Linked DNA regions of Mus musculus: region 1 is linked to region 2. A link is a loop called in an ENCODE intact Hi-C map of the cell type or tissue named here. Cell type or tissue: left cerebral cortex. All regions are shown on one strand. Links, peaks and the distances in the headings refer to the core of each region. The heading gives the core; the rest is flanking DNA. Region 1 has its middle 400 kb from the start of Rps6ka3. Region 2 has its middle 590 kb from the start of Cnksr2.

Region 1 (11,878 bases), core at 1,187-9,186, 210 kb after region 2:
AGAGGAAGCCCTGAGTGTGTGAAGGCCTGAATGGGTGTGTAATGTTCATATGAGCCAACCATGTCAAGGACCATGGATTCAGAATTATGGGGAAATTTATAAAACGTCCTTCTAAAGTGATGCTCAGAGGAAGAGATGAGTCTTCCTCTGTCCGTATGTGGATGGTGATAGTGTGTAAAGAAAATGTTCACCATAGCTTTCTCCCCCTACTCAGGATAGTTACAGCCTAAAGAATTTTTCCCTACAGAGACTACTCTTACTGAGCTTAGCTAAATTTGTCTCTTTGTACAGCTGTATATAATAACCCTGCCTCACTGTTCAGATGTATGCAATAAGCCCACCTCCTTATTCAGCTGTGTATACCAAACAAGCTAAGGCACTATGCTGTTTTTTTTGTTTTTTTCTCTTTTTCATTACAGAGCCTGGTCCACTCAATCCTAATTTTTCTGTGTGCCTGTGTGTTTACATTTTTTCATTCCCTTGCCGCTCCGGTCAGGTGTATTCCTGGAACCATGCCGGATGTGGCAATCTTTTCCCCAACTTCTAGCTTTGCCATAAGGTCAATGACTTCTTGAACTTATTTCAAAGATATTTTGTTCTAATCCTAAAATCAAATCTAAGTGATTCCAAGCCAAATGAATCCAATTCAAACTATCCTATGGTAAATTAAGCAATCTTAAGACTTGTTTGTGGCATGTTAAAATAATACAATTTTATAGCCATTTATTCCTACCATCAAAATGCATTATTTTATGTGATAATAATTTTAATTTTTTAAGAACTATCTCAGTCAGATATTTTAAATTGAAATCTGGATAACAATCTTGCCTGGAGACATCATCCTCCAAGAAAATGGGTCTGAAGATGCAAAACACACACATACACACCACACCACACCACACCACACCACACACACAGACACACACAGACACACACAGACACACACACACATACACACACAACTCATAGATAAAGAAAGTTGGCAGAAATCTTATTGCTGTAGTAAGAACAAAGCTGATGGATTGTGAGGGGTTAAAAAGAAAAGCCATGTATTGGTGCTTTATAAAATAAAAGGATTACCTGCCAGAAAAGGATGCATCCTTTCCCCCATATTTGGTTCCCTCTACCAGGTATGTGATGATATCTGTGACTGAGAACCTTTCCCAGGAGACAAGGGTTGGGAGTAGTTTCTGGGCTTCTATAGTTCAAGGACCCAATGTGAAGGTTAACAGCTAGTAGATAGTTAAACAATTGTTATGTTTTGAGGTTACTCTGTGAATTATTGAACCAGTGATAAGCCACTCCCAAGCCAAGTCCATCTAGTTTCTGACCTGATCTATATTAATATGAGGAAGCCATGGTGGTACTTGAGATTTTAGAATATCAGTGCCAACAAGCGCACTGTATCCAACCACTGGGGAACAAGCAGTATTCGCCTTTCCTTTATGCATTGCTACTCAAGGAAATATCACTAAGATCCTAGAGTGACAAAAAAAAAAAAAAAAAAGGATTGCTACTGAAGACACTTGTCATGATGGCAGGAGGTAGGTTCTTCCTCATGGGTACCATGTCTTCAGTCAATTTGTTCTGCATCTAAGAACTAGATTCAGATTCTCTCTGCTTCCGTCTCTTTGTCCTTCTTGATCTCACTTGTTCTTAGTCTCTCTCACACCAGTTCTCTGTTTCTCTTTCTGCCTGTCTCTGTCTGTGTCTCTGGGGCAGGGGTGCTGCTGGGGCTCAACCCCATGATCTTGCACTTGCTTGGCAAATGTTCTACTACCTGAGCTTGGATCTTGAAACTTGGTACAGGATTTTGACATTCCATTAGGTCACAGACCTCTGATTTCTTTTGATTATATATGGCAAGCGCTATTCAGGTTGCCATTCTATATTGCCTCTAAAATACTATGCCATGTTAACTATCTGTCTCCAAAGATCCTAGCAAGTCAGGGTCCCCTGGCTGAGATTCTGAACCTGCTGCCCGTAGTGATCATTATGCCTGCCTTACTTCTAATGGTCCAGCATTGCCATCTGCTATTCTGGGATCACATTAGCCCCATTGCTGCTAAGAATCTAGTTCTGTAATAACATTTCCTACCATCAGCTCTGGCCTACAGAGAACATCCAATATTAAACTTTTCAATGAGGTTGCCCCTTTTCCCCAGTGCATTTCTTATTATCTTGGAAAATAAATCTTTCCCAAGGAACATAGTCAACTGGTGGGGTTTATTATATTTAATAGAATAATTTCAGCATGCCCTTTTTGGGAAATCCCTTTACCCCTTCTTTTAAAGTCTTTGTTGGCAACCCTGGTACCTCTATTTCATCTAATAGAGACCATTTCTTTTTTACTCTAGTTTCAAGAACTGTCCCAGTAATGTATGAAAAAATAAGAAAAGAAAATTAGATTTAAAAAAATTCTTCAGGCACATCAGATTTTTAAAAAATGTTCCACAAAAAGTGCTCTAATATTGATGAAATAGACAGAATTATAAGATAGCTCCCAAGATGCCCCACTAATGTACACATCCTGTATAATACTTCAATTTAAATGAAGATAGGACTTCCTAATTGTGGGGACTCTCACTCCTCTAATATAACAAAGATGAAGTGCTTTTACACGGAAAAACTTAACTTCAGTCAGTTGATGTTTTGCTGTATCAAAAGGAAAATGACCCTGAGATGAGGCAAATCACTCAAAGGAGGAACGTCATCAAAGCTGCAACTGCTTTCTTTTTTGGCCTGAAAAAAGCAAGCTGCTCTGTTCCAAAGAGGCCATAGTGGGAAGCAGCCTCTAAGAACTGAAGACCCCCAACCCTACAGCTGTAAGAGTAGTCCCAACCAGAAGGCTTAGAAGAGGACTTCAAGTCTCATATGAGACTGTTCCAGATCACACTGATTTCAGTAGAGCCACCCTTGAACCTCTGAACAAGGAGGTGGTAAATAGATGAACTGGTGTTGAGCTTCTAGGTGCCTTAACACTGTTACACAGCAATGGCAAGCTAATACAATGGGCCAGTTTTTCTTAACACCTTTCCTTTGCCTTGCCTTCTTGAAACAGCAGCTTTAGGAGTACGTCTAAGCGTGTTCTTTTGGTGGTTTCCAGTGCTGGTTAGTTAATCTTTTTAGTTCTTTAAATACACAATTTTCTTTTCCCTAAATACACTCATCTCTGCTACCTGGGTCAAGCAGAGATTTCATTGGTAGCTCTTGGTCTAAAGATGATTAAGATTGGTGGACACAGATCACGAGAAGGGAAGAAAAGCTTTAATTTGTAAGATGTTTGGTTTGCTTATGTGAAAATATCCACTGTGAACTGTCAGCTGGGACACCCACACATCTCCTCTACAGCCCCTCCATATGTATAGTTTTGAGCAACCTGAGCACCTCTGAGTCCTTCTTCAATTGCCCTTACCACCTTTCTCCACACTGAGATCCTTACTGTGTTTCTAACAGTGCAGCATTATAATGTCACATCTCTGATGCTTTTCACTTCCTGCTCCTTTTGGGAGGAATATTTCTCCTTTAAATTCAATTTAGCGTTTTTCTTCCTATCACCTTCTCAGTAAAGCCTCCCTGGCGACTCACATTATAAATTACCAGCTGTAAGCTTAGGGACTCTTTGTGATTCTGCTTGCTGCTATATATCTTGAGGCATTTTGTTATAGATACTCAGCAAATGTTGGATGCAGTAACCAACCAATGAATACAAGTTAAAGGAAATGATAAAGGAGAAGCTTCTTGTGAGAAATTACTCCAGAATTTGAAGCAGTGGTTTGTGGATGAGCATGGAGCACCATAACTGCAATTTTCTAATAAAAGTTTCTGGTTCTGTAAGTCTGGGATCTTGTCCCCAAATTTGCATTTCCAACGAGCTCTTGGGGGATTCTGATACTTTCAGTTCAAGGATCAAACTGAAAGCCACTGGTGTGAGGGCACACAGATGAAATATATACTGCAAACTAACCTAAAAAGTCCCATGGCTTTTTTTATACCTTAAAACAATTCCCAGGTTGGAATAGTAAGTATAGAAAATTTTCCAAAACTTTTCTTTTTTTAAATTTTATTTTAATTAGGTATTTACTTCATTTACATTTCCAATGCTATCCCAAAAGTCCCCCATAACCCCCCCCCCACTCCCCTACCCATCCACTCCCACTTCTTGGCCCTGGCGTTCCCCTGTACTGAGGCATATAAAATTTGCAAGACCAATGGGCCTCTCTTTCCACTGATGGCCAACTAGGCCATCTTCTGATACATATGCAGCTAGAGACACAAGCTCTAGGGGGTACTGGTTAGTTCATATTGTTGTTCCACCTATAGGGTTGCAGATTCCTTTAGCTCCTTGGGTACTTTCTCTAGCTCCTCCATTGGGGGCCCTGTGATCCATCCAATAGCTGACTGTGAGCATCCACTTCTGTGTTTGCTAGGCCCCGGCATAGCCTCACAAGAGACAGCTATATCAGAGTCCTTTCAGCAAAATCTTGCTAGTGTACGCAATGGTGTCAGCACTTGGAGGCTGATTATGGGATGGAACCCCGGGTATGGCAGTCTCTAGATGGTCCATCCTTTCATCTCAGCTCCAAACTTTGTCTCTGTAACTCCTTCAATGGGTGTTTTGTTCCCAATTCTAAGAAGGATCAAAGAGTTCATTCACACTTTGGTCTTCGTTCTTCTTCAGTTTCATGTGCTTTGCAAATTGTATCTTATATCTTGGGTATTCTAGGTTTCTGGGCTAATATCCACTTATCAGTGAGTACATATCATGTGAGTTCTTTTGTGATTGTGTTACCTCAATCAGGATGATGCCCTCCAGGTTCATCCATTTGCCTAGGAATTTCATAAATTCATTCTTTTTAATAGCTAAGTAGTACTCCATTGTGTAAATGTACCATATTTTCTGTATCCATTCCTCTGTTGAGGGGCATCTGGGTTCTTTTCAGCTTCTGGCTATTATAAATAAGGCTGCTATGAACATAGTGGAGCATGTGTCCTTCCTACCAGTTGGAGCATCTTCTGGATATATGCCCAGAAGTGGTATTGCACCGGGGAAAAATTCCTGAATAGAATAGCAATTGCTTGTGCTGTAAGATCGAGAATCCAAAACTTTTCTATGGAAGAGCATAATCATATTTTAAAGTGCCTTTAAGTTCTTGCATATGCTTTATACCAATTGGATCAAGAGATAACATGATTTAAAAATCTTAATTCCAAGTTGAATAGTAGAATGATAAATAGCCAATAAATGATTTACAAAGTCTTAATATTATACCAAAGGGCTTATATTTTAATGTTAAATGGAAAAAGTAAATATGAATATGTGCCTAACTTAATCCCAAATGTGTTAAATAAACATAGGAAAGTATTAAAAAGAATTATCTCTACAATAACTATGATTTTCTTTTAGGTAAAGTAATTTGGAAAGAGATAGTGTTTTCACTTTTTATGACTTTCAAATATTTCTATAGTAAGCATGCATTAGGATGGGCAGTAGAACTTACCCAGCCTGTATAAGACCATGTATTCCCTCCCAACACTAAAAGTAACACTGAAGTTGGCATAATAAGTATTGATTAGTTCTGAATTTTTAACCTGTCAAAATTTTTACATATTCATAAGTATCCAAAAAAGACTTATACACCAAATCATCTTTAAGTTCTTTAATTGAATGAACATTAAGTAATTCATTCATACCCCCCCAAAACTGCCTTTTAAAGACAAGCATTAATTCATTCTTATTTTCCCAATTCCAAATCATAAAACCTATATACAGTGTTGTTAAAAATAAAACACAAACACCTTAATTAGGATCACATTTGCAAATCTCCCTGTTGATTTTCCATTCAAGGACTTTGTGAAATATTTTTAGTGCTGTACAAAATGAAAGGAACTGGAACGCTAATTAGCATGAATCCTGCTTTTCTCTAGGTTAAACATGAGGTGGCTTGTTTTAAAGCAACGTAAAAGACAGCCATACTGTTGTGAAGGCTATCTTTCTGAAATGATGCTGTTGCAGAAAATTGTTTTATGCAGTAACCACAAAAGAGTGGTACCTAGGGGAAAGTATCACATCTTTTGAAAAAAAAATTAAAATGAACTAATCTCAGTTTGTTCAAAGATCATAAGCACTGGAATTATAATGGTGTAACCTTCACATTTGAAACATGTAAATATTCCATAAAACAGAATTAAATATAATAACAGTTCTGAAAATATTTAAAGTAAAAGGGCACAAAGGAATATAAGTATGTATCTAGTTGTTCTCTACACTGAACAGGCAGGAATTCTTCCAGGTTACTTTATGACGTGATAATTATAGCTATGTCTCAGGCTTCGGATTAGATATACTTATACTGAAAAGTATCCATTAGTTATCCAAATGTCCAGATTTACTGGGTGTCCTTTGTTAGCTAGATAAGCTAAAGAGTTCACAGAACATTTGTCTCATTCTTGTAACTTCCCATGAGTAGTAATCATTTTTAAACAACCTTTAAGTGAAAGAATAGAGTTGGATTCAGACCATCTGAAACTATCTAGAGTTGAGGGTAAGTATTAAAAAACAAAATAAAACATTTCATGAGGTAAAGCCTCATGTATCCTATGTTGGTCTTGAACTTGCTTTGATTCTCCCACCTCCACCTCCCAGGTATTCAAATTACAAACCTGTGCCAGGGCATCTGGTTTTAGGCAGTGCTGGGGGCTTCTTGCAAACCACAAATGCATTCTTCCAACTGAGCGACAAGTCTAGCTATGTATATTTGTCAAAAGATAGAGTCAAAGAGGCAATAGTACCGGGATAAGACATAACATAAAATCACTTAAGGACAGCTGAGCCAAAGACTTAAAAATAAAACTATTCCTTAAAGCTGGGTTGTGGTTTTGCTAATTCACAGGAGACGAGAGAGATGAGACTGGAAGCCATTTCTATGCCCATGGTGCTGCACTGACAACAAAGAGATTATTTAAATCCAGTGCAAAGATATTTGTATTTAGGTTCTGCCTTGTACTGTTATTAAATGTATGACTTGGTCATTTTCTTTTCCTTTAGAAACATCTTTCTGCAGACCTGAAACTGCATGAAAGACAGTAGAATTAAATGTGAAAGTTGGGAAACAGCAGAAACAAGTCATAGAGAAACAAATGTCATTCTTTTACCATTGATCTATTTTTTTTCTTCCATTGAAGCATTGTTTTTAAAGAATATCAAGCTGTTTACTCTTGAGTCATTTCAACACGAACCTGAAGCGGATAAGAAAGGAAAATAGCAGGGTGAGCAGTCCTTCCAAATCTCACTCACATTCTCAGTTTAGGGGGAGTGGACTTGAAGAATTAACTTTCTTCTCTGGGGGAGGGAATTAAGGTAAGAGGGAGAGAGTACTATGAGAGTGAGCAAAAATATCACAGCAGCAGAACACATGGTGAGTGGGCAGAGTGGGAGAACACTACAGAAATGGATATGCATGACCTCACCATGAGCATCCCTAAAATAGCCTGGAGAGATGGGAGGATTGACAGCTTACTCAACACTGTGTGTCCAGATGCACAGAGCAGACCAACAGCTCAATAATCATTCCTTGCCTGTCAGTTTTGTTGAAGACCAGTGCTTAAAACCCAAGATAGTTTTGTTCAGAGAACCAAGTATATGCTTTTAAAGTGTATTTTTCCACTTAGCAACATGCCTGAAGCAGATTTCTTTTCTTGAAGCCAACAGTCATATCCCATATGTGATATATGGATAGTACTTTGCAGAAAACTACCAGCTAAGGAAAGGAATTTAGGGTTTTCATGATGAACATTGTAGATTAGAGATTTACAGATCAAATAATGCATGCCTCACTTTTGACAAGCTTATTTTCAATTTGGAGGGAAGACAAAAAATTCACAGAAAGTTGCAAATTTCATTTAAAAGCTTTGAAGGGTTGAAAATTGCCATCTTTCAAAACACTTGTTCCACACTTTCAGATTTGCAGAGATTTTCTAGTCTACCATTTCATCCATACAATAGCTCTCTGAGGAGGAGCTTTAAGGAATTCAACATTGAGGATGCAAGCAAATACCATCTCAGCAGTGGGACTCATGAAGCCCTACTTCTAACTAAGGAACTACTAGCACTTGATAGCTGCAAGGGGAGAAAGATCCTTCTTTGAAAGTGTAGCCACTGGCAGTTGCTGATGCTCCTATGAAATGTTCCCCACCCATGCACATATGGACAGCACTAAATTAACTGAATTTAATAACAATGAAAAGAATAATAATAATATTACATGAAGCTTGGAGGTAGACATGAGGAGGGCAGGTCTAGGGGAAGTGGGAGGGATGAAATGGCAGGTGACTATGAACATGTTTTATTTTACTATGTACATATGTATTATGAAATCATCAAAGAATTAAAAGGAACTTCTTAAGAACTACTTCAATTCCACATCACACCAGTCAGAATGGCTAAGATCTAAAATTCAGGTGACAGCAGATGCAGGGAGGATGTGGAGAAAGAGGAACACTCCTCCATTGTTGGTGGGATTGCAAGCTTGTACAACCACTCTGGAAATTAGTCTGGCAGTTCCTCAGAAAATTGGACATGGTACTACTGGAGGATCCCGCAATATTTCTCCTGGGCATATATCCAGAAGATGTTCCAACCAGTAAGAAGGACACATGCTCCACTATGTTCATAGCAGCCTTACTTATAATAGCCAGAAGCTGAAAAGAACCCAGATGCCCCTCAACAGAGGAATAGATACAGAAAATGTGGTACATTTACACAATGGAGTACTACTTAGCTATTAAAAAGAATGAATTTATGAAATTCCTAGGCAAATGGATGAACCTGGAGGGCATCATCCTGATTGAGGTAACACAATCACAAAAGAACTCACATGATATGTACTCACTGATAAGTGGATATTAGCCCAGAAACCTAGAATACCCAAGATATAAGATACAATTTGCAAAGCACATGAAACTGAAGAAGAACGAAGACCAAAGTGTGAATGAACACTTTGCCCCTTCTTAGAATTGGGAACAAAACACCTATTGAAGGAGTTACAGAGACAAAGTTTGGAGCTGAGATGAAAGGATGGACCATCTAGAGACTGCCATACCCGGAGTTCCATCCCATAATCAGCCTCCAAACGCTGACACCATTGCATACACTAGCAATGCTGTGTACCATTGCATACACTGACTGGATGCTCAGAGTCAGCTATTGGATGGATTACAGGGCCCCCAATGGAGAAGCTAGAGAAAGTAACCAAGGAGCTAAAGGGAACTGCAACCCTATAGGTGGAACAACAATATGAACTAACCAGTATCCCCAGAGCTTCTATCTCTAGCTGCATATGTATCAGAAGATGGCCTAGTCGGCCATCATTGGTAAGAGAGGCCCATTGGACACGCAAACTTTATATGCCTCAGTACAGGGGAATGCCAGGGCCAAGAAGTGAGAGTGGGTGGGTAGAGGAGTGGGGGGCGGTATGGGGGACTTTTGGGATAGTATTGGAAATGTAAATGAAGAAAATACCTATTTAAAAAATCAAAAAAAAAAGAACTACTTCAAATAGTAACAATTCACTTGATTTGCTGACAGAGATGTGGAAACTAATTGGCATCCTCAGATGCATATTCATATCCCTAACCCTGCACTATCCAAGGTTTTTGTCCTCAGTAGCTGCTAAGCAAGTGTCAGTGAAGGCAAGTGGTACTGATGTCTTGATAAGTGTTGCAGATGAAGAAACAACATGAATTGCACCAGCGAACTCGATGCTTCACACAGGTAGCAGTTCAGAAAACAGAAGGAGTAAACTATCAGGAGACAAATAATGTTGGAGCGCTTATTACATGCCAGATGCTGTTCTAAGCCACTAACTGCTATTTCCTTATATAAATCTCATGATAACTTGGTTATTATGCTGAATTTTTTAAAAAGCTAAATGGAATCAAACTATCATAACTAAGCTTTTCATTATTCAGCCAGTAAGGGAATAGTCACTTCAGAAATCCAGAGGGAGGGGTTAGCCCAGGGTAGTATTCACAGGACAAAGGATAAAGGAAGGAAGGAAGGAAGGAAGGAAGGAAGGAAGGAAGGAAGGAAGGAAGGCAGGAAGGTAGGGAACTCTTGATTTTAAAACAGTGATGCATTCCAGAGCAGTGTGGAAGAATAGAGAGAGAGAAAACTCAAACAAGGAATGTGTGTTAGTGAGGAACCATTACGACAGTGACTGTAACCAACAGATCACAAAATCACTGTGGCTTTCTATGTCAGTTTGTTGTCCATGTGACTTCCAAAAAGAAAACGTATTCATGACATTGTTTTTCCTTTTATCTCTTTCTTTTTTGATCAGGTCCAGTCCCTTAGGGTATATTGATAAATGCTCTGAGCCTCAGTGGAAGACAAAGGGAAAGAGAACATGAAGAAGAATTCTCGGAATTGGTCTATTTCAAATGCCTGGTTACTATTTTTCTACCCTGTATCCACTTCTCTTACTATGGCTAAGTAAAACTGCAAATGATGCTTGAAAGTTCAATCCAGCAGTGTGCCTGGGAGAGAGAAAAGAGAAGACAGCCTCAATTATAGCATGTACACTGGAACTGCTGCCATCTACTATAGAAAGCCCTCATTGTTCTCTTACAGTTCAGTCTCAGGCATCATTTATCACTGACCATGATGGTGAGAGCTGACTGAAAGGGTGGTAATCAAACATAATATTCCCCTTAGTATTAGCAGCCACCTCTAGTCTGTTCCATGAGTGTCTACTTTCCTCCATCACTGTGTTCTCATTTGGGAACATCAACTTCTTAAAGTAATGTAATGAGCATGCAAAAAAAAAAAATTCTGGCCAAGGGAGCCCTACCAAACTGCTAAGAGGAAAATAATGTCAGGAAACTCAAGGTGCATGAAAACTCAAACACAGGAAAGAATATTTCTTTCAAATCTGTGAAAGGATAGAGGTAAAATTCAATCAGAAGTATTTTCAGTAAGTCTAGAGCATAGAAGGGATAGATGCTAAAAATGTGTGACGTTTCTGTGCCACTGGCAACAGACCCCCAACCTTGTGTGTGTTATACACACCCTCTTCCACTGAGCTGCATGCCCAGCCACCAAAATAATGTCTTCAGGAGATGGATGTGAAACATGAAGAAATGAGAAGTGGACAGAGAGGAAAAATATGCCCATCACTTCCCAAAGAGTAATGAATCACCAATGTCATTGACAAAGACATTTAAATTAGTTGTGTGTGTGTGTGTGTGTGTGTGTGTGTGAAAATACTGCTAAGTTACAGCCATAAACCTTCCTCCATCTCCAATGAATGATCTAGGGCATTCCTGTAAACTTCCAAAAGATAAGAGAGAACTAAATCTAGTGAAGCCCAAACTGGGGTCTGTGGACCTCTTCTTCTACCATCACTCTGACAAAATGGAGCTTCTCTCCTCACCATGCTGAAATCATTGTGGTCAATGTCACAGCAGCATCTTCTATCTTGGCATGTAGTCTGTCACCTTTCCATCCTTAAATGTATTGTCTTCTCAGCTGCACTCAAAGAAGTTTATCACTATCCTTAAATAAGTTTCTCTCTTAGTTTCAGTGACATCATGGTCATGCTTTGCTCAGCCTGGGTTCATTCTCCATCTTACTTGGGTGGGCTGAGGCACTCATTCTGCTCATTCCAGTAGTATAAATACCATTAACATTTATTCTACTTTTCTTAGTACTCTCTCTCTCTCTCTCTCTCTCTCTCTCTCTCTCTGTGTGTGTGTGTGTGTGTGTGTGTGTGTGTAATAGACACAATTGGGCAAGGTCATGCAGGATGTTGTGTGTCTTCCTCTTGTCTTTTCTGCCCTTTTGCCTTGAGACAATCTCTCCTTGAGTAGAAAAAAAGAG
Region 2 (11,878 bases), core at 1,688-9,687:
GCCCTTTTCTTAACTTTCTTTTTTGTTGACTTTAGCTCATCCTTCTCTCTGTTGCTAACTTCTCCAATTGCTGATTGCCTTTAGTCATTAAACATGCTTAAGTTTTCATTCCCTAACAAAATCTTTCCCAAGAGTTGCTTCTTTAGCAAGATACCCCATCACCATATTTTTCTTCCCAGTGAGATAGATGCTTTTTGTTCTTCCACTTATGTACCCCACATTCTCTAGCTTTCTGCAATCTGGCTTTTATAAACTTGTGGTCTATGTTCTTTAATTTTCTCTAGCCATGCCCTAATGTCCTAGCCAAAAAGTACAGAATACCCATGATAGAAGCCACAGACCATAAGTTTAACAAGAAGGAAGGCCCAAGTGAGGATGCTCCAATCCCACTTAGAAGGGGGAAGGAAATGATCACTGGAGACAGAGGAAAGGAGGGATGTGGGTGGGAGAGGGGAAAGGTAGGGCAGGATCAGGTATGGAGGGAGAGACAGGAGAGAAGCCCAGAGGACCAGGGGAATGAATTTAAATATGCAGCTGTGGGGAGTGGGGTGTGAACTTCTAGAAAGTACCAAACCTAATTGCTAATTAGCCCACTAAACTTAGCATCATGAAGTTTTGTTGAGTATTCTCTTTACAAATGTTTTTCCCTGGCTTTGGGCTGCATTGCTTTCCTTTTTTTCTCTTCAACTCCTCCCCTCTAAGCTCCACTTAGTCCACTCTCCTGGTTTTATCTTCAAGTGTTCTATCGTTTGTGTCTGTTGGCTACTACTTCAGTCTGAAACTCGAAGGAGGGAGACTACTAAAAGCCACATAACTTGGGGGCCATATTCAATCTCCATCACCAGGAGACTCGCTGCAACCACCTGCTGCCACAGACATCAGGAGAAAAATATGTAAATTTTTTAGGTGGAATTCTATCTGATATTTAATTGATAATGATTAATAAGATTATGATTAATACGATGTTTAGTAAGATGCCACTAAAGTAGAATAATCGCAGAATGCTACCTAGCACTTAACATTTTGCCACTCTCAGTTCCTGGCTCCTGAGTCTGATTAAATGTGCTACTTGTGCTGTTCTCCACTAAATTCCATTACATTCTTTCAAGCTAAAAGTAGGTCCTGACAGGGAGGATGAGAATTGACACCAATTACTTAGTATCAGATCTACATTCTTTTGTCCTTCTTCTCATGTGTGATCACTAGTAAGAAAGAAGCAAAAATGATAGAATTTTAAAGGTGAAAACCTGAGGGTATCTGGGGGTTTATGAATGTGAAAAGGCTGAATTTTGGGTGTTTGGGAGCTTTACGAATTTTCACAAGCTTGGCACATGCTATCTGTGCTGAGATACCTTATGTGACATTGCCTCCAGCCCTCTGGTTGTTTTCCATTCTCCTTAATTCCTTGGGCTGCCCACTTTTTATCTCTAGCTATGATTCTAGGTCTTACCAGTCTCCTGTGTTTCACATCCATCCTTCCAAGTGATGGTTGGAAAACTCCACATAGATATCCTGCAGGTATTTTGACTTTGTCTGTAATACCTTCTTTATTGCACCCTTCAACAACTTTATCTCATCCCCAAACAACAAAAGGACAAATTTTTCATCAAGGAATGGAAAACCATCCTCAACTCTTCCCTAGCTCTCTTCAATTCCACCATGTATTTCCATTGACATTCACTCCATATTTCCCCCATCTGTCAACTCCTTCACACCCACTTCCACTTGCCCTAGTTTCATGCCTCAGCACTTTTTGCCTGGACTTGCGTAGCCTCCAGATACTCCCCTTTCCAATCTGTCTTTTACACTTTCCTCAAAAAATATGTTTCTTTAAAAACAAATGAATCCAATGTCTGGTTTTAAAATCTCTATTAAAAGACTGTTGCAAAATAAATTCATTCACCTGTCTTGCTGGCCAGTCTGAGGTTGCCATATGGACCCCCAAAAACTATTGCTTGGAGAATTTTTTAATTGGGATAGAATTTACATACAATAAAATAGACAGGTGTTATTTTGATTAGCTTTGATAAATGTATACACTCAGGTAATGGCCTAATAAAATACAGACCATTTCCATCACATTAGAAAATTCCCTAATTCCCCCTTCCAATAAATTCCTGCACTGCCATAGACAAACACTGTTCTCCTTCTTATTACCATTGATTATGTTTGTCTGTTTTCATCATAAAGTATAGCCTCTCTCTGTCGCACAGCATAATGATTTTAAGAGCCTTTATTTTGTTTTGCATATGGGCAGGTTATTGTTTTGTTGTTGCTGCTGCTGGTTTTGAATGTCCCACTGAAGGGTGATACCATTTCCAGTGTGTGGCTGGAAACAAACATTCATGTAGAAATGTCATGGTGGAGCTAAGCATTCATTTTAGGTACATATATAGGGATGGGATATCTGAATCACAAAAGAATTTAGTTAACTATATTTTTAAAATGTCTTAGCACTGTTGTATGTATTCACAAGGCATTAAAGTATCTTATTTTCCTAAATGTCTATTCCAGAATTCCTTTCTTTTCATCATTTTTTGGTTGGGTTTTTATGTGCTTCATATATTCACTGAAAGTAGTCATTGTATGCCCTTACTTCAACAATTCCTTCCTTTGGTCAGATGCCCTATATTTTAAATCTTTTCTACTAGCTTAGCTTTGCATTTTCTCAACTTTAATAAACAGAAGTTATAAACGTTGGTAAAATCTATTCATCAACTGTTTCTTCTTAAATAATTTTTTATTGTTTGAAAATTTCATATATTTATACAGTGTTTTGTTTTTGTTTTGCCTTGAGACAGAATCTCACTATGCAACCCAGAATGACCTAGAACTCACTATGCCGTCCAGGCTGGTCCCAGATTCACAGAGCTCAATCTACCGCTGCCTTTAGTATACTGGTATTAAATGCAAGTACCATCATACCAGATGTTATAGAATATATTTTGATCACATCCATTTACTACTACCTCTTTCCTGTTCCTCCTAATGTCCCCTTTTTAATCTCTCTCCCAACTTCATCATCATCCTCGTCATCATCATTATCGTTGTTGTTGATAACCCCTTGAGTCCCATTAGGGCTGTTCATTATACACACGAGTATGGGGACATCCAATGAAGCATGGGCAACCTACCAGCAGTCACATCCCCAGAGGAGAGTGACTATCCTTCAATAGCCATAAATTATCACTAGCTCCTCTACCATGTATTTAGTCCATGGTACTCCTCTCCATCCATGTTGGTCATGTAGTGTGAATACTTGTGGCTTGAAGTGTGAAACAATCATGTTATGTCCAGAAATCAGCATTTTACAGCTCTCTTTACAGCTCTCTTCTCTGCCTTTTCACCTCTTCTCTGCCTTTTCACCCCTGTTCCTCGATGATCTCTCAATCATTGCTGAGGGGAGGTTTATATAGATAAAAATGTATATAGTACTCACTTATACCTGAGTACTCACAATTATGAATCTCTATGTTAACAACTACTCAGCTGTAAACAGTTGCTTAAAAAAAAAACAACTAAAGTTAGAAGCCACACAAATTTATGGGCATAATCAGAAGTATTTAGAGAGCAGTTTGAAATCATGACTATGGTAGTTTGAATAGGAATGACCCCCATGGACTCATATAATTGAATGCTTATTAACCAGGGAGTGGCACTATTTGAGAAGAATTATGAGATATGGCCTTGTTGGGAGTGGATGTGGCCTTGTTAGAGGAAGTGTGTCACTGGGAGTAGGCTTTGATGTTTCAAAAGCCCATTGTTGAACCAGTGTACCCCTCACTCCGACTATAGATCATGATGTAGAACACTCAGTTACAGTACCATGTCTGTGTATCACCATGCTCCCTATCATGATGATAATGGACTAACTTCTGAAACTGTTAAGTAAGACCCCAATTAAATACTTTCCTCTGTAAGAGTTGCTTTGGGTATAGTGTCTTTACAGCCTTAGAAGAGTGACCAAGACATAGACCATTAACCAAAAATTAAAAGAAAGAAAGAGAGAGAGAGAGAGAGAGAGAGAGAGAGAGAGAGAGAGAGAGGGAGAGAGAGAGAGAGAGAGAGAGAGAGAGAGAGAGAGAGAGAGAGGAAGGAAGGAAGGAAGGAAAGAAGGAAGAAAGAAAGAAAGAAAGAAAGAAAGAAAGAAAGAAAGAGAGAGAGAGAGAGAGGGAGGGAGGGAGGGAGGGAGGGAGGGAGGGAGGGAGGGAGGGAGGAAGGAAGGAAGGAAGGAAGGAAGGAAGGAAGGAAGGAAGGAAGGAAGGAAGGAAGGAAGGAAGAAAAAGAAAGTAGGTTCCTATGATCTTTTCAGTCAAGGGCTCTTGACCATTATTACAGTACCAGTCATAAACTCGCTCCTATGCAGTAGATCTCCTATACAATATAAAGTATTTGCTTAATCCACAAATATTCATGCCACTATTGTATCAGTGTTCAAATCTTTCTAGGCAAGTTGATATTTTTCACATATGGGGTCTGGTACTAGGTGACACTATTAATGTATTTTCCTGACAGCACCTGCAAAGTACCTTCTACTACTAATACAACCCCTTAGGAAACCAGTGTAGAGTTTTCTCAAAAAGCTAAAAATAGGATTGCCATATGACCCAGCTATCCAAGACACATACCCAAATAACTTTTTAGCCTATTATAGAGACACTTGCATATCCTTGTTCACAGGGATAGTATTTACAGTAACTAGGAAATGGAATCAACCAAGATGTCCATCAATTGATGAGTGGAAAAAGAAAATGTGGTATATATACACAATGGCATATTAATCAACAGTAAAGAAAAATGAAATTTACAGATAAATATATAGATCTGGAAAAATGCACTAAGTGAAGTCACCCAGAACACAGATGCTGCATGCTCTCTCCCTTTTGTGATCCTAACATAGAATCTTTTGTTTTATATGTTTAAACTGAAGTACACATGGAAGATAGGAAATTGTTTCTGTTATGTTTGTACCTGTGCCCCATATAATTCCCTTGCCACAGACAGCAAACTTTCTCTCTAGTAGCTTTCTTCTAGAAAGCTTTTAATTTTTAGCTTTTACTATGTCTTTGATGCAACTTGATTTGATATATATGTGTGTGTGTGTGTGTGTGTGTGTGTGTGTGTGTGTGTGTGTGTGGTTTCAGTATTCATTATTTTAAATTGGTTTACGCCTATATTGAAAATTAGTGGGTTAATAAGTGCCAATCTCTTTCTGCATTGCTCATCTTAAAACTCAATGAATAATCTACTTTTTGTAACTACCACCATTCCAATTAGTGTGGCTATAATAAATCTTAAAGTCAGGTGATACAGGTGGACCAGTTTTGAGTTCTTTTCTAGAATAATTAGGTTAATTCCAGCCTTTTGTATATTTGTACAAATTTTTAAATCAGTTCATCTGTGTCCATTTTATAAGTATCTTAATACTATTATTAGAGTTCTACTGGGTTTATATATTAAAATGAGGAGAAACAACATCTTAATAAGACCAAGTCTTACAATCCATCCCCATAGTGTAGTGCTCTCTTTAGGCCTTCTACCAGTATTTTGTCATTGTCTCATTAGTATTTGCAAAGTAAGATATTTATGACTTTTGGTCATATTGCAAATGGAATTCTTAAGTTCCATTATTCAATTACTTGCTGCAAGAGTTTATAAATAAAAATGAATTTTATATCAAACTTGATTCAAATATCCTTGATAGTCTTAGTTTTTGTTTGTTTATTCTCTAAGAGTTTTAGTGTGAAATCATTTTTCATTTCATTTGCTTTTTCTTTCCAATGTGAATACATTTGTTTTCTGGTAATGTGAAAGACTTCTAATGCATTGTTAAATGGAAATGGTGACAAAGACTTGGTCGTTTCCAAACCTAAAAGACTATTTTAAATAGTTTATCATTGAGTAAAATGCTAAATGGAGACTTTGTTAGCTGCCTTTACTTAGAATGAAAAAATAGTCCCCTCATATTCATATTTCTCAGATAATTTTTATGATGAATAATGTTAAAATTTAGTCAAATTCTTTTCTTTATCTATTGAGATAATCTGGAGGGGTTTCTGCCTAATTCTCATAGTAGTTAATTAAATGGATTTAAAATATAAAACCTGATAGTCGGCCATCACTGGAAAGAGAGGCCCATTGGACTTGCAAACTTTATATGCCCCAGTACAGGGGAACGCCAGGGCCAAAAAGTGGGAGTGGGTGGGTAGGGGAGTGGGGGGGAGAGCATGGGGGACTTTTGGAATAGCATTGGAAATGTAAATGAGGAAAATACCTAATTAAAAAAATAATAAAAATAAATAAATAAATAAAATATAAAACCTGATAAATCTCATTTAGAGTATGTTGTCTTGTTCCATGTATTTTGGGATTAAATTAGTTGTTTTGCTAAGAAATCTTTTTAGGGGCTGGGCAGCGGTGGCGCATGCCTTTAATCCCAGCACTTAGGAGGCAGAGCCAGGCAAATTTCTGAGTTTGAGGCCAGCCTGGTCTACAGAATGAGTTCCAGGACAGCCAGGGCTACACAGAGAAACCCTGTCTCAAAAAACCAAAAACCAAAAACAACAACAACAACAAAAAAAGAAATCTTTTTTGAAAAATTGTAATTGTCAGCTCCCTGAGTTTATATCAAAGTTCATAATACTTTTAGTCTAAGATATTTGCTTTTTATTTACTATTTATATTGAAAAATTGTTTTCATACACTATATATTGAGCTTGTTTTTCTCCTTCCCCAACTCCTCCCAGATGCTACCCACTCAACTTTATGTTCTTTATCTGTGTCTTTCAAAACAAAGGAAGAAAAAGGCAAGAAACACACACACACACACATACACATACACACACACACATTCACACATTTTAAAAAGCCACACAAAAAAAACAATGATCAAAGCAAACAAGTCAAAGCCAACAGTAAAGCAAAACAAAACAAAAGGTCCTCAAAAATACCACTGAGTTTGTTTTGTGTTGACCAACTGCTCTTAGAGCATGGAACTTGCTCTTGAGTATAGTTGATATACCCAGTGATACACCATTGAAGACAACTCGTTTTCCTGTGGTGAGCATGTAACAGCATAGCTATTTATCATAATATATTCAAAATCATACTCAATATGCTTACTTTTCACAGTGAACTCATAATAATTTTTGCCTAATTAGAGTATCACAATATACTTATCATGGATTGGGGAAACTTCTGCTGCCACCTTTCTTCACAGCTCCAATTCCTCTAGGATTTAGTCTCTCAGGTTCTAGTCTCTAAAACAGTAGGGAACTTCAATTTCTATCTCTGCTTGAGCTCCAGCTTCCAGTATAAAGACAGATACTATTCATAAACAAAAATACCTTGTACATTTCCTTCTCTTAATATCACATATTGTATCCTTTACCTGAATATAATTTTTGCACTTATTTTTTTCAATTTATTTTTTCTACTTACTCACTTTACATCCTGCTCACTGTCCCCCTCCCAGTAACCCCCCTCATTCTTCCCCCAATGCCCTCTCCCCTTCTCCTCTGAACAGGTGCCCCTCCCCAGGCATCCCCCACCCTGGCACTTCATGTCTCTGTGAGGCTAGGCATTTCCTCTCCCACTGAGGCCAGACAAGGCAGCCCAACTAGAACAACATATCCTGCATACAGGCAACAGCTTTTGGGAAAGTCTCCAGTCCAGTTGTTTGGGACCCACAAGAAGACCAAGCTGCATATCTGATACATATGTGCAAGAAGGCCTAAGTCCAACCCATGTATGTTCTTTTTCTTTTTTTATTCAATTAATCCATATATTTACACTCTATATTTTACTGTCCCACCACCTACCCTCCGACTGTTCCACACCCCACAGGTGGTTCAGATTCTGAGAACCCTAAGGGTCCAACTTAGTTGACTCTGTTGGTCTTCTGTGGAGTTCCTGTCCCCTTTGCTGTCCCACAATCTTTCTTCCTATTCTTCCATAAGATTCTCCAGGCTCTATCCATGTCTGGCTATGAGTGTCTGTATCTGTTTAAGTCAGCTTCTGGGTGGAGCCTCTCAGAGGAAAACTTGCTCCAGTCTACAAGCATCATTCTCAGACAAGGATCTCCTTCCCTGTCTCATGCTTTCAATCTCTTCCTGCTATTACCATTTATGCATTAAAATTGCCATGAGATGCCAGTGTGGTATCATGTACCTGTAATCCTTGCATGTGAGAGTCTGAGACAGTAGGATCACAAGTTTGATGTCAGCCTGAGCTATAGAGAGAAAGTCTGTCACAGAGTCAAAATCTGGCAAGGATTCTTTTGGGCATTCTGAAGGAATATAAACATCAGGTCATTGTGTATTGCCTTATGGACTGGCTGCTTCTGGATACAATGAAGCTTTCTTTTATCCTCTTCCTAACCTCCAGTCCCACTCCCATATCACCACCCCTCCCCATCCCTACTTGCTCCTCTGAACTTCTGCGCATGCATATATGATGCATCCTTTCTCTTTTGTATTAGCTGTTTTATTTGAAGCCCTTAATTCTCCTAGAAAGGTTTTTTTCCTAAGAAATTCTATGTATTTTTAAGGAAGTCTATGTATGACTTCTTCCACTAACTGTAGGTTACAGAATATCTTAGAGTCAAGTAATGGGTACTTTTTATTGCATCCAATCCCCCTCTGAAATGTACTGGGACCTTGATTCTGTAAGGACATTTGTTTCTACACTTTTAACAAGTCCCCAAACTGCTTCTTCAATAGCTGAGCTGACCTGTCACAACATGTACTCTGGGCCACTGCCCCTGGGAAATGCTGGCAAAGTCTGTTAATATTCCTTTTAAAAAAATCCCCCAAGTTCAAGTTACACATCTATTTTTGTATTATCTTCTTTTGAGGAAATTAAAGGGCATATAACCCAGTGTTAGGGATGCTTTCAGCAATCGCCCTGCTCGGGAAGAAAACAGAGGTGTCCCCGAACAGCAAATGCTTCAGAATTGTGAGGAGAGCACACTCTAACATTCCCAAGTGTCTCTGTAGGAGCAGTAGCTTTCCTGTTACTGTCTCCTGGAGTTTCTTGATCTAAGTGTGCTGGTGTGGGTAGAGAGGCAGCTAGCAAATCCCCCGGTGACTTTAATGCTTAGGAAACTTCATGCAAATCACAATCTTGTGTTCTGCCTCAAGAACTCCAGGCTTCCCAAAGGCACAGATACAAAGTAAGCCTGTGCGTGATCCCTAGCCAATGTGTTTACATCTGTGCTTCAGTATTTCTGTATATGAATTGTGAAAATCACAGCCCTTCAACTAGGTTGCCTTGTCCTTGGGGGCAGCAATTGAATTCCTTCTTTAACAACAGGTCCTTCCTTGTCAGCCTGCTAGGCCCCCACTATAAGTTATATACCTGAGGCAGGAGAAGTTCACCAGCCCTGAACCGAATGGTTTTTGTACAATTACTGTAGGTTTATATTAGAAAAGCCACACATCAGTCAGATTGGATTTCTAGACCCCTAAATTGTTTTCAAAATGAAAACATGGCTTACAGAGCTCTATTCTTTAGGCCAGCATCTTTCACTGCCTTTCGATCATTGCTGTTATAAAAGGGAAGGTAAAGTTACCTCACAAATATGGACCCAGAAGCAAAATTGTACATGGAGTGGGAACAATGTCTGCATCATCTCACATTTCTTGTCCTCAAGATGCAGTATTGAATAACACAATGAACATTCTAGGCCTCCAATACATGATCTTCAGTGAGGCAGAGTGCATCGTCCCCTGCAGTCATCTGATTCAGCTATCCTATGCTAGAAGCTGGGATTTAGAGCCATCACATCAAGCAGAAGTGAAGACAATGGGATGTTTTGGAGATTATGTCTATGAGACTGGTTTAATATACATGACTGTTTCTGAACCTAAGGATTCTAGGGTTGAGGCAAAATTTTAATTTAAAAATCATTCATGGAACTGAACTTCTAAACAAGGAATGAAATTAGTAGAATGGTTGGATGAATTTAAAAGGTAATTGTGGAGAAGTACTTCTCCAAGGTTTGTAAAGCTAAATTATGGTTTTTAATCCTATTTCAAGGTTCAGAGCTCATAGCTACCTTCTTTATCAACGAGTGTTGGCAAGATAATGAAATGCAACCAGCAAGCATGTTACAGGATCATTGCAGTGGCAGTGTGTAAAGTCATTCACATTTCTGGGCTGAAACAATTGTAAAATACTGGAAAACGAAGACAGGTCTATGAAGCCTTGATAAAGAAAATAGTCATTTAAATGTGTTTATGACTACACATTTTATTTTCCCTCTCATGAGTAGCTATAGTGAAGCAATTAGTGACTGTGCTCAAAGATGGAAAATGAATACACCGAGGCTTCACTACAGACCAGAGTTCTCTCAGTTGAACTAAAACAAGTAAAGATTATTTTAACCTCTATGCATATTTCTGAGATGAAAAGAATATATAAAATTTGCTGAAAGGACCCAGATATAGCTGTCTCTTGTGAGACTATGCCGGGGCCTAGCAAACACAGAAGTGAATACTCACAGTCAGCTATTGGATGGATCACAGGGCCCCCAATGGAGGAGCTAGAGAAAGTACCCAAGGAGCTAAAGGGGTTTGCAACCCTATAGGTGGAACAACAATATGAACTAAGCAGTACCCCCAGAGCTCATGTCTCTAGCTGCATATGTATCAGAAGATGACCTAGTCGGCCATCATTGGAAAGAGAGGCCCATTGGTCTTGCAAACTTTATATGCCTCAGTACAGGGGATCACCAGGGCCAAGAAGTAGGAGTGGGGGGGTAGGGTAGTGGGGAGAGGGTATGGGGGACTTTTGGGATAGCATTGGAAATGTAAATGAAGAAAATACCTAATAAAAAAAAGAAAGAAAATTTGACTACTATTAAATCTACTGTGCAAATCCTACCTGATGAGTTCTTGATTTTAGTGTATAGAGTTTGCAATTTTAGAATGTTTAATAAATTGCTATTTTCCAGCTCTTGACTGAAATAGCTCACCTAGCTATAACATTAATTAAACATATTAATATTCGTCTATGTTATTTTAAAGCATGTGGCTAATAACTCACTATCTGGCTCTCTGATAGGTCTGTTGCCATATTCTGCCTTTCCTTTTCATAAAAATAAATTGATATCTTTTGTCATGTTTGGTTACAGTTTTCTAATGGAAGACTGCACAATGTGTTTGACAATGATCAAGATAATTTGAGTGTTTGAATAGTTATTTTCCCCCAGTAAGGTTCTATGTTTGCTTCTGGCAGGGGAGAGCTGAACTGATATGAAGCTGGGCTTTGTAAAAATGGTTCCTTTACGAGTTTACCCTCGACCCAGCCAGAGCTATAATTGAAGTGTCTCAGTTTACCCAGAACTATTACTTTTTAACTCTGTCCCATAAGATGCCTAAGTCTTCTGTTTAATTTCCCAATGTCTCTTAAGGACTGCCTTCAAATTTGTGAATGCCTTAGGAATTCTTGATAGACCTCTTAACCTATCCAAGCCACAGTTTCCCTGTGTTTAGTGTGACAAGCCTGGCAGAAATGAAGATATTCTAAAGAGACCCATGTCCCTCAGTCTGATTACCAGACTATTTATTGATGCAATTGACCCCAAAGAAATGGGCATTTCTTGGTGTTAGATGGAAAAGACATCAGTTAGAGAGGCCAACTTGGAAAAAGATTTCACAACTTGTCAGACTACCTTACAGGGTGAGACTGAAGCCCAGATAAAGCAGAGTCAATGTCAGTGGGACCACACCTTGAAAAGGACTGCTTAGATTTGTATATCTTTGGCCCTCTATTTAAACTTTGATCTCATTTCAAGACCTCAAAAACACCATTGCTATACCTTCTTTTTCCTCTTCACAAAGCGGTCACATGAACACATTTTTTTCTGCTTTCCATT

Evidence for each region. A loop is a pair of places that touch in the nucleus more often than their neighbours do. Peaks named below come from ENCODE experiments on the same cell type or tissue, not always from the same donor. Only the 100,000 strongest peaks of a DNase experiment are listed, where the experiment ranks them.
Region 1: a loop joins it to region 2, with 3 times the contacts of the local background. A loop is called at or near these places in 2 of 42 quality-filtered maps.

What each region holds. Positions count from the first base shown.
Region 1 is chrX:158,845,043-158,856,920 of GRCm38, forward strand. No RefSeq gene overlaps it. Among named protein-coding and RNA genes, the nearest start is that of Rps6ka3, 400 kb to the right of the region's middle. In left cerebral cortex, for the core only: no CTCF peak of the experiment used is centred there; DNase peaks (open chromatin) are centred at 3,444, 3,575, 5,936, 6,897 and 3 more places; H3K27ac peaks cover 3,328 bases.
Region 2 is chrX:158,630,873-158,642,750 of GRCm38, forward strand. No RefSeq gene overlaps it. Among named protein-coding and RNA genes, the nearest start is that of Cnksr2, 590 kb to the left of the region's middle. In left cerebral cortex, for the core only: no CTCF peak of the experiment used is centred there; a DNase peak (open chromatin) is centred at 1,728.